Linked DNA regions of Homo sapiens: regions 2 and 3 are each linked to region 1. A link is a contact called in ENCODE Hi-C or POLR2A ChIA-PET data. All regions are on one chromosome and are shown on one strand. The core of a region is the stretch at or near the end of the contact, and the rest is flanking DNA. Distances in the headings are between cores, read along the strand shown. Region 1 holds the start of PTPN22 (protein tyrosine phosphatase non-receptor type 22). Region 2 overlaps CD58 (CD58 molecule). Region 3 holds the start of ATP1A1 (ATPase Na+/K+ transporting subunit alpha 1).

The links. Hi-C counts contacts between places; a loop is a spot of excess contacts on that map. ChIA-PET counts read pairs that join two places held with the same protein, here RNA polymerase II (POLR2A). Pooled maps may share reads with other maps.
Region 2: a loop to region 1 is called in a pooled map, with 5 times the contacts of the local background. The contact joins the enhancer-like site here to the promoter of PTPN22 in region 1. A Hi-C loop is called at or near these places in 2 of 37 single-sample maps with no recorded cell type and 4 of 50 pooled maps.
Region 3: a loop to region 1 is called in a map with no recorded cell type, with 9 times the contacts of the local background. The contact joins the promoter of ATP1A1 here to the promoter of PTPN22 in region 1. A Hi-C loop is called at or near these places in 1 of 37 single-sample maps with no recorded cell type and 6 of 50 pooled maps. POLR2A ChIA-PET finds 5 or more read pairs at or near these places in 1 of 52 experiments (A673).

What each region holds. Positions count from the first base shown.
Region 1 is chr1:113,870,250-113,873,324 of GRCh38, forward strand. PTPN22 (protein tyrosine phosphatase non-receptor type 22) reads right to left here and starts at 1,463. Exons shown (of 21, transcript NM_015967.8): 1 at 1,288-1,463. The coding sequence starts at 1,374. All of the region lies in intron 3 of AP4B1-AS1 (AP4B1 antisense RNA 1), which reads left to right. RefSeq lists enhancers at 601-650, 1,209-1,468.
Region 2 is chr1:116,555,206-116,558,280 of GRCh38, forward strand. The region is part of intron 1 of CD58 (CD58 molecule); the gene reads right to left. It overlaps LOC105378925 (a long non-coding RNA gene), which reads left to right. Exons shown (of 3, transcript XR_947739.2): 3 at 1-3,075. Among named protein-coding and RNA genes, the nearest start is that of MIR548AC, 3.4 kb to the right of the region's middle. RefSeq lists enhancers at 1,379-1,628, 1,402-1,696. Within about 2 kb of position 1,531, at least 19 of the 41 ENCODE cell types and tissues checked have a DNase peak (open chromatin) inside an H3K27ac peak, as active enhancers do.
Region 3 is chr1:116,371,733-116,374,807 of GRCh38, forward strand. ATP1A1 (ATPase Na+/K+ transporting subunit alpha 1) reads left to right here and starts at 1,512. Exons shown (of 23, transcript NM_000701.8): 1 at 1,512-1,791. The coding sequence starts at 1,780. RefSeq lists silencers at 1,139-1,668, 2,099-2,398 and an enhancer at 2,769-2,888.

The sequences.
Region 1 (3,075 bases), core at 213-2,712:
TAGAAAACAGAGAGATTTAAGAACATGTCAAATACTTCATAATTTGGTGAAAAAAAATCATGATTTAATTTCAGGTTTGTACTTCAGTTCCCCTCTTTCCACCCATTTCTTCACAACTGAAGAGCTAAGGTTTAAAATTCTTATATCTCTGAAACGCCAGCTGTAAGCATTCTAAAATACATGATAGGTACTATTAGACACCCTATGTTATCTGATATCTCAGCTTGTAGGGTGAATGAGGCCTACCCAGCTGCCATTGCATCAATAATCACAGTTCTCTCAAAGGAGATTCACTGTTCTTCTGGGTAATCTAATCCACCCAACCTGAAGCTACCTTGTACTCATGTTTCTCTCCTTGACCTACACTTGTCTCTACTCTCCATCCTAGCCATTCCACTTCTCCAAGCAAAAGAAGTTAAGGAAGCCCTGTTATTGAAAAAACACATGTTATAATATATTTTTCATATGAAAAAGAAAAGAAAAATGATGGCCAGACATAGTGGTTCATGCCTGTAATCCCAGCACTTTGGGAGGCAAGATGGGAGGATTGCTTGAAGCCAGGAGTTCGAGACAAGCCTGGGCAAAAAAGCAAGGCTCGTATCTACAAAAAAGAAAAAAACAATTTTTTTTTAAATTAGCCAGGCATGGCGATACACACCTGTGGCCCCAGCTACTCAGGAGGCTGAGGCAAGAGAATCACTTGAGGCCAGGAGTTCAAGGCTACAGTGAGCTGTGGTTGCACTGCTGCACTCCAGCCTGGGTGACAGAGTAAGATTCTGAATCTTAAAAAAACAAACAACAACAACAAAAAAAACTGTGGCAGTGGGTAGTTTTGGTGCTCTTCAAAAACCTTTGTCAACCAAATAGAATCCCAGAGGGGAGGCTAAAAATGTAATATTGCATGAAAAGTTAACATTGGTCTCTTTCTTCTTAATATTAATTAAAATTAGTAATATAAAGCATAAACCACAACTTAGATACCTGGGGAAATCTGGATGTTCAATTAATATTAGTGTTTTTACATCTGGAGTTGTATATGTCTTCTGTAGGATTCCTAACCAAACTCCAAAGAACTAGCAAACAAAATATTAAAACCAGTAATTTTGAGAGAATACCTGAAATACATGCAAACCACTCAGAGAAGTCAAACTTTTTTTTTTCTGTCTTCCCCGCCAAGGTCTCATATTTACTTTATCCCAAGAGCAATTTGGTCTCGGAAAATTGGACCCCCATAGTCAGTTAAATAGTGTATGTAACTACCCTGAGAGGGTCACATACAGGACTCACCAGAAATTCATTGGCAAACTCCTCTTTAGTAATTTTCTTGCTTTGGGCCTCATCCAGGAACTTCTGCAGAATTTCTCTTTGGTCCATGCTGCAGAGCAAGAAAAATAGTCTATAAGTAGGTTGAGGGAGGGCATGTCAAATGTGTGTCATGGCCGAGACACCTCCAAAAAGCCACTGCTGCCGCCTGAGCAGAGCATGCTGAAGGCTGTGGTTTACTGACTTCATCACAAGCCCTAGAGGAAATTAGTACGTAACCACCTTCTGTGGTCACATAACACAGCCATCATCTCACTCCAGGGCCCTAGTGCCTTCCTTCTCAGCAAAGGAACCTGGTTACAATTCAAATTTTTAACAAACAAGAGGCTAACTAGAACGTAAAGTGTGGTCTGCTTAACTGAGATTATTCCATTCCATCACCCATATGCAAAACTCACCTTTCTTCTTGCCTCCCAGAGAAAGAACAGAATTACAGGTCTCCTGAATGAGTTCTGTCTCTCCCCATTTTCCCAGTGAGCACAAGGGCCAAGTTGACACCTTCTGTTTCCTTATGTCCCAAATGAACTCTGCAAAGTTCAGTTAGGCCCAGGAAAGAAGACAGACACTGTTTAGAGTGAGTGACATGTCTTCTACCCGGACTGTTCATCGAAAGGTTTCTTGTCAGTGTGATCAATGAGAAACTTCTGTTCATCACAGAAGGTATTTTTATTCATAACTTTTAAGTCTGCTATATATACCTCAAACTCCCTTTTGAATGAAGCAAAGTCAGATGCTTCTGACAGTCTGTGTCTCTCCCAGGACTGGGGAAGTGCTGACCTCCATTAAGGGAAGTGTTGATTTCAGCACCTCTTCAACCCTCCCAGTAACCTTTGAAGCTTCACTTGGGTTCTGGATATAAAGACTAAGAGTGTTGGTCTATATAGGATCTAGAGCAAGTGGCCCCCACAAGGAGCACCTGACCAGACAGTTAGCTCAATACCCTGCATATGTAATGCTGGTAAACTGTGATGGAACAAAAAGAAAGTAAAATCAACCACCTTGCTGACAACATTGTAACTTTTAGGGCAGAAAGCCTGAAGAACTGTTTCTAAAGAACACATTTCTACTCTGCAACCAATGTCTTAGGAAATAAATTTGTTTCAGGAAGTTATGCTGTGCCTGTGGCATTTTGGCCCTGAAAGGCAGGCTCTTCTAGAAAAACTTTCCACATTTGAGCTTGCATAACCTCTCAATGGGTACAAGTCTACCCAAGTGCCTAATTCAGTGTGAGAACATCCAAAAATCAGTATATCATCTTTATTGAAGGCAGAAGTTCAACAAATGTTAACAAAATTAGTCTTGATCCTGAAGAAAACTGGGAAATGTGTTGTTAGGACTTCCTCTATTTAAGATATTAGCAATCCTTTCTGTTTTGCAACATTATTCAAACTTCCTTCAGGATATCATGATTCTGAACACTGCTTAATCTGAACATTAAAGATACTGCATGCTCTTTACTAAGTACTGCAAAAAAAAAAGAAAGATCATCGAGATATCTTGGTTATAGACAACTTAAAGACAATATTTCAAATTAAGAAACTCAATCCCAGTATACATAAATTAAAATAAACCCTCATTCTTCAGCAATATTTGTTAGGAATAGTATATTTCTTAAATTATCCCCATCTAGAATTAAGAGAGAATTTCTTGCTGCTCTAAGTAACGTGATGTTTACTTTGGCTATTTTAAAACATAAAATATGGGAAATCTTTGATTTATAAAAATACAAAATTTCAAGTTTGTAATAACTAA
Region 2 (3,075 bases), core at 281-2,780, 2.7 Mb after region 1:
GGTGAACTCCCAAAGGCCTCCCCACACTAGATCTCCTCAGCTGTGAAGTAGAAATCATAATGCCCACCATAAAAGATTGTTTTCAGGTTTGAATAAAATTGAGAGTCTTTTTACACTGGTTGACATGGAATAGGCTTTCAAAGGTTTTCTCTCTTTTTCTTTTAATGAGTTAGGTCAACATCAAGGTATTCACACTGTCTGAATTAACTGGGTGAGAACTGGGCATGGGGTGAGTTTTTGCTGTTTAAAAGCAAAGAGAGATGGAGGGAGGGAAAAAATTTTATCAGTGATCGCCTAAAAAGATTTTCTATGCTAGCCAGATAATTTTTGAAGGTTTTTTTGTTTTGAAGAATTTTGAATTTTTTTTAAATAAAGATATGAGGGTACCTAATACCTAATCAGCACTACATGTATAGAGTGATCACATATCTAAAAACAGGTCTGATCTCAAATATTCTGTTGCAGTGTTTCTACAAAACATCAACACCTCAATTTTAATAGTTCTTTTTGTATGGCCTGAAGTTGTAACTGGAACCCAAGTTTTATAGATGAAGTATCCTGATTTCTTATTTAGAAAATCTGGTCACCGTTAACTATGGGTTAATGAAAAGGAACTCTCAACCCCCAGCACAAATTCCTCTGCAAATTATTACTCAGGGCCTGAGATTCAGATTGACTGGTACTTTTTTTTTTTACTTAATCTAACACTTGTATGGCCCTGGCTCTGTGCCAGGCACTGTTGCAAGGGCTCTATAAATAGGTACTCACCACTGGGAGCAGTGGCTCATGCCTGTAATCCCAGCACTTTGGGAGGCCAAGGCAGGTGGATCACTTGAGGTCAGGAGTTCCAGACCAGCCTGGCCAACATGGTGAAACCCCGTCTCTACTAAAAATACAAAATTAGCTGGGCGTGGTGGCACTCGCCTGTAATCCCAGTTACATGGGAGGCTGAGGCAGGAGAATCGCTTGAACCCGGGAGGTGGAGGTTGCAGTGGCCAAGACTGTGCCACTGCACTCCAGCCTGGGTGACAGAGCAAGACTCCATCTCAGAAAAAAAAAAAAAAAAAAAAAAAAAATCAGAATCCTAAAAACATATTAAGAAGGTTTTATTTCTAACCTTATTATTTTGCAGGTGAGGAAACTGAGGCACAACAATGTTAAGTAATGAAGCCAGATTTGAACCTGGACAATCTGACTGCAGAATCAGTGCTCTTAACCATTGTTTCTTATTTAGCTTGCTACATGGCATAAGGCTCTTAAAGATAGTGACATGATGCAGGGTTTCTCAGGATACAATCTATAGACAGCATTGGAACAGCAGATGTTGCAAATGAGAAAGTCAAACTGAGTTAAGCACACCTCCAAACCTACAGGTGAGGCACTAAGCTCTGTGGTTTCCAAATCATCGAATGCTAGAGCTGAAGAGGGCCTCAGAGAGCAAGACTCCAGTCAAGGAAGAAAAAGCCAGACCAGAAACAATAAAAAGAAAACGAGCAAACAAAGGAGTCACAAAGAAACAGAACTGTGGCAAATGACGCATTAGACGAAGACCAGCAATTCCACCCACAGAGGAGATACCAGCGGGCCAAGTGTGAGTCAGAAGGGACTGGTGAGGACTTGCGCACCAGTGAGCCTACAGGGAGGGGCCTGCCATGTGGAAACAGGAGCTGTGCCTCAGCTCCTGCCATGTGGAAACAGAGGCCCACCATTGCCAGGTTCCCAATTTTTCAAAAAAAGCCAGATATTCACATTTTGTGTGAAAATTCCTGTTCTTGAAAGTTGGCAACTAATTCAAATCTGAGCTTAGGGGTAACCCCAGCCAGGCTAGCCCTATCAGGACAAGGACAAAGGTGTTCCTGTTTTTGGCTGTATCCCCATATGTCTGGCATATGGACTTTCAATAAATATCTGTTGAATGAATTAACTAAAATGATTAAAATACAACTTAAATGTAGTTCAAAAGATAAGGCTTCCTGACAGAATAGCAAAATTTGACAGTCACCCCAAACCCTGGGCTTTGTGAAATCCCAAATTGCTGTGGAACCTGGCTGAAGAAGGAGGACTTCGTAAGGAGAGATGGAGAAAGAAGTTTAACTGGAGCTTAAAAATAAAATGGCTCAGGAGCCCTCATATACAACCAAAACAGACTCAGTTTTTCAGCCCCACTTTCTGCCTCATCACCAAAGCAAGATGGGAGGACCTGCGGGCTCCACCTTCCCAACTCCACAGCTGTCCCTTTTGAGATGTTCCCTCTCAAGTTTAAGTAGATTTTACCAACTAAGTGTTATAGGATGCAGGGCACCACACCAGATAAACTTGTACCCACTCATGGATGTCAGCCCCAATCAAACTTAACAGCCTCGCTATGGTTTGAGGAGGTTCACTGATGTCATTTCTTTCTTTTCTTTCTTTTTATTTTTCTCTTTCTTTCCCTCTCTCTCTCCCTCCTTCCCTCCCCTTCCTTCCTTCCTTCCTTTTTCTTTTTGGAGACAGGGTCTCATTCTGTCACCCAGGTTGGTGTGCAGTGGTGCAATCGTGGCTCACTGTAGCTTCAACCTCCTGGGCTCAAGTGATCCTTCTGCCTCAGCCTCCCAAGTAGCTAGAACTACAGTTGCATGCCACCACGCCCAGCTAATTTTTATATTTTTTGTAGAAACAAGGTCTCACTATGTTGCTCAGGCTGATCTCAAACTCGTGGGCTCAAGTGATCCTCCTCCCTGGGCCTTCTGAAGTGCTGAGATTACAAGCATGAGCCACCATGCCCAGCCAATGCCATACCTTAGAGACAAGCTAATCACTCTTCCGGGATTTGAAGGAAAGGGTTTTCTTGAGTTTGTTCTTAGAAATAAACAATGTAATTTTAAGATACTTCTCTCTCTCTCTCTAAAATATTTTAAGGCTCACACTGCCTGCAGATTTTAGCAGGTAAAGTAAAAGTTCATTTGACCAAAAAAAAAAAAAAAAGAAAGAAAAAAGAAAAATTCCCTTAAAAGTTTCAGTACCTGAATATATGAATATTGGTATTTCCCTCTGAATATAAGACATCATAATGGTGATTCATTTAAAGCCTCGTGC
Region 3 (3,075 bases), core at 262-2,761, 2.5 Mb after region 1:
CTGTTAACAGTCTAAGGAATTCTGTTCTGAATTTGGGGGCTCTTCTCCAGGCAGTCAGGGTTTTGAATTCTATTTACAATTCCTCTGCTCTCTATGGCCTAGAATGATTGAACCAAGTCTCTAGATCACTGTAGGAGACATCAACCTTTAACAATACATTCTTGAGGAGAAGAGACTCGTGTAAGAAACTATCTTGTAAGAAGGGATGAGAATTACCCTAATGATGTAACTGACAACACAGTTTCTAGTTTTTCCTTTCTTTCCTTCCTTCTCCATTTTTTCCAGTTTCATATCCTTGTTTGTTCATGCTACATGAATACTTGAAGTTGATAGAGTTGGCTTTAACTTAGGAACCTTTGCTTAGAAAGTCAATATCCTGGCCTTTCCCAGAGTACTTGACTTCCTGCAAACCTTGTTAATAATACTTTGTTTTTTAAAATGTTGGAGAACTTCAGCCATTGCAGCCTCTTGCTAAGAAGCAAAAGCTATAATGACAGAGAAGCCCCAAAGTGCAGTGGAACCAGGGATCTCCGGGGAGAGTGGTGGTTTCCTGGGCCCCCCCAGAGAACCCAAGGCTGTGCTGGAGATGCTGCCGTGACAGGTGGAGGCGTGGAGAGGCACCTGGCAAGTCCTCAAACGCCTCCCCCTTGATTTAGCTCCTCTAGCTAAGGATACGCATTCCTTTGGGTTTCAGGTTTTTCTTCCCTAAAAAGAGAATCCCCAAACTGGACAAGCAGGTTACATTCACACAATAGCGTGAATGAATTCGCTGGTCGCCCTTCAGATTCTCATTTTGGAATCTCGAAGAAAGAGAGGTGGTGGGAGGAGGGCGCTTGAAACTTCTGGCGATGCCAGTTCAGATCGATTCCAGCTATGACGGAGCGGGAAGTGGATAAAGAGGACCCCAAGTCACAGGAGGCACTCTGAGAGCACCAAGCGCCCGGGGAGGCCATCCGCAGGTGGGCGCGGGGCCTGGATTCCACAGAGGGGCGGAGTCCCTCAGTCAGGCGCTGGCTGCAATCACACCCGAGCGCCAGCCCCCTCCAGCATCCCTGAGTCCCAGAGGAGATCGCCGAAGCGCTGGAAAAGCCGTTCCGCCCACGACTTCTGGTGCCGGGTCGGCGGCGACTGGGGGAGCCCAGTTCCGAGACCGTACCGCACCCACTGCGGACCTCCTGGGCCCTACATAGTAGGCGGGTCATGCAGGGCAGCGGGAGGAGGGGCGTGGGAGGGCCAAGGCCGCCGAGTCCCCGCTGTTCAGCCAGCAGGAGCGCCCCGCAGCCCTCCCGGGACACGGTGGACACGCTTGTCCCAGACCTGGGCGCCCTCCTGCCGGGAGCCAGGACTGGCCGCAGCAGGCGCTGTCCGGGCCCGTGGGCGGGGTTTCGGGAGGGGGCGGAGCCAGGCCCACGGCCGGTGTCAGGTTGCTCCGGTAACGGTGACGTTTCGCGGCGTGGGCGGGGCCAGCACGCAGGTTGCATATTTTAGGAAGTGAGGAGGAGGCGCGGGCTGGAGCTGCGGCGGGGTCTGGGGCGCAGAGCAGCGGCGGGAGGAGGCGGACACGTGGCAACAGCGGTAGCAGCCCGGGCGGCGGCAGCAACAGCGGCGGCGGCATCGGCCCGAGCCGCCGGCCGCCCTCCCACCCTCCCGCCCCGCGGCAGCCCTAGCTCCCTCCACTTGGCTCCCCTGGTCCCGCTCGCTCGGCCGGGAGCTGCTCTGTGCTTTTCTCTCTGATTCTCCAGCGACAGGACCCGGCGCCGGGCACTGAGCACCGCCACCATGGGGAAGGGGGTGAGTGTCCGGCGCGCCCGGGGAGGGGGCTCGGGGAGCCCTCGAGGGGAAGAGGAGGAAGTCGGGAGGGCGACCGCGGCCAGCGGGAGGCGGCGGAGGAGGAAGCGGCGCCGCGTGGAGTGGGCTGGCAGAGCCGCGCGGCTTAAAAGACGACGCAGTTTGGAAATGGAGGGAGCGCAGTAACGGGGGGCGGGGGAAGGGAGCGCCGAGGGGCTGGAGCGCGGCATTGCTTAGGGGGGTGGGCGGACCCTGGGCGGGGGCTGCGCGCCCCGGAGGCCGAGCGGGCCGGGGGCTCCGAGAGGCGGTGCTTGGGAAGCCTCGGGGCCGGGAGGAGGGGGCTTGCAGCAGCGGGGGCGGCCCCGGGACTGAGCCGGCATCCCTGAGCCTGGCTCCCCTCCCTGCGACCGCCGTCACCTCCTTCTCCTTCCTTTTCCCTCCGCCCTCCGTGCCCTGAGGAAAGGCGCGCTCCTCCCCTTCCCCTGGGGCGCTCCGCCGGGGCCTCCTCCCGGGCCTCCGTTCCCGCCGCGGCCCCGGTTCCGGCGGGGGCAGCCTCCGGGTTCGGGGCTCCTTCTCCTGGGGACGCTGGGGCTTAGCTTGCTCCGCGCAGAGGCGGCCGCCCTCCCCCAAAGAAAAAACTGGCTGCTTCTAAGTGCGAAGCCGGCTGGGCGGGCTGGTGCCAGAAAGGGTGTGTCTTCACTGCCCTAAGATGGCCTTTAAGGTATACTTTTGAGGGCTTTCTTGGGCCACTTTCCGTAAACACAGGATGCACCGATGGCAACTGGAGTTGTCATCCGATGGTGGGGAGAGGCGTGCAGATTTTTTTTGAAGGGACGAGCCCTGAAGGAGGATAGGCAGACCCACCAGGGCCTCAGGGTACAAGAAACCCGAAAAAGGACTGGAGGCTGCAGGCAATACGGTGGTAGGAATCTCTGCCGGTTTCCAGCGTCGCGGAAGCACCAAAGGGCGGTCCCTGAAGGAAACGAGGGGTCTTGGGGCTGGAGAGCGGCGCGGAGCGTGGTGGGAATATCGTCACAACGCCGCTGTCCTACATTTCTGTAGCGAAGACTTGATTACCCCTAGCTATTACCCGTGCAGGAGACTGGGCCCTGGACCCCAAATGAGCCAAAGTCTAGTTGAGAAAAATTTACACAGAATAACCTCGGAGTTCATGGGGTGAAAGTGACCATGTCATGAGAATACAAATGGGAGAGAATCCACTTCGTTGTCTCCAGGGTTTAGCACAGTGCAGACACTGAGTAGGTCTTTGAAGGCCCTGAGGCTTCT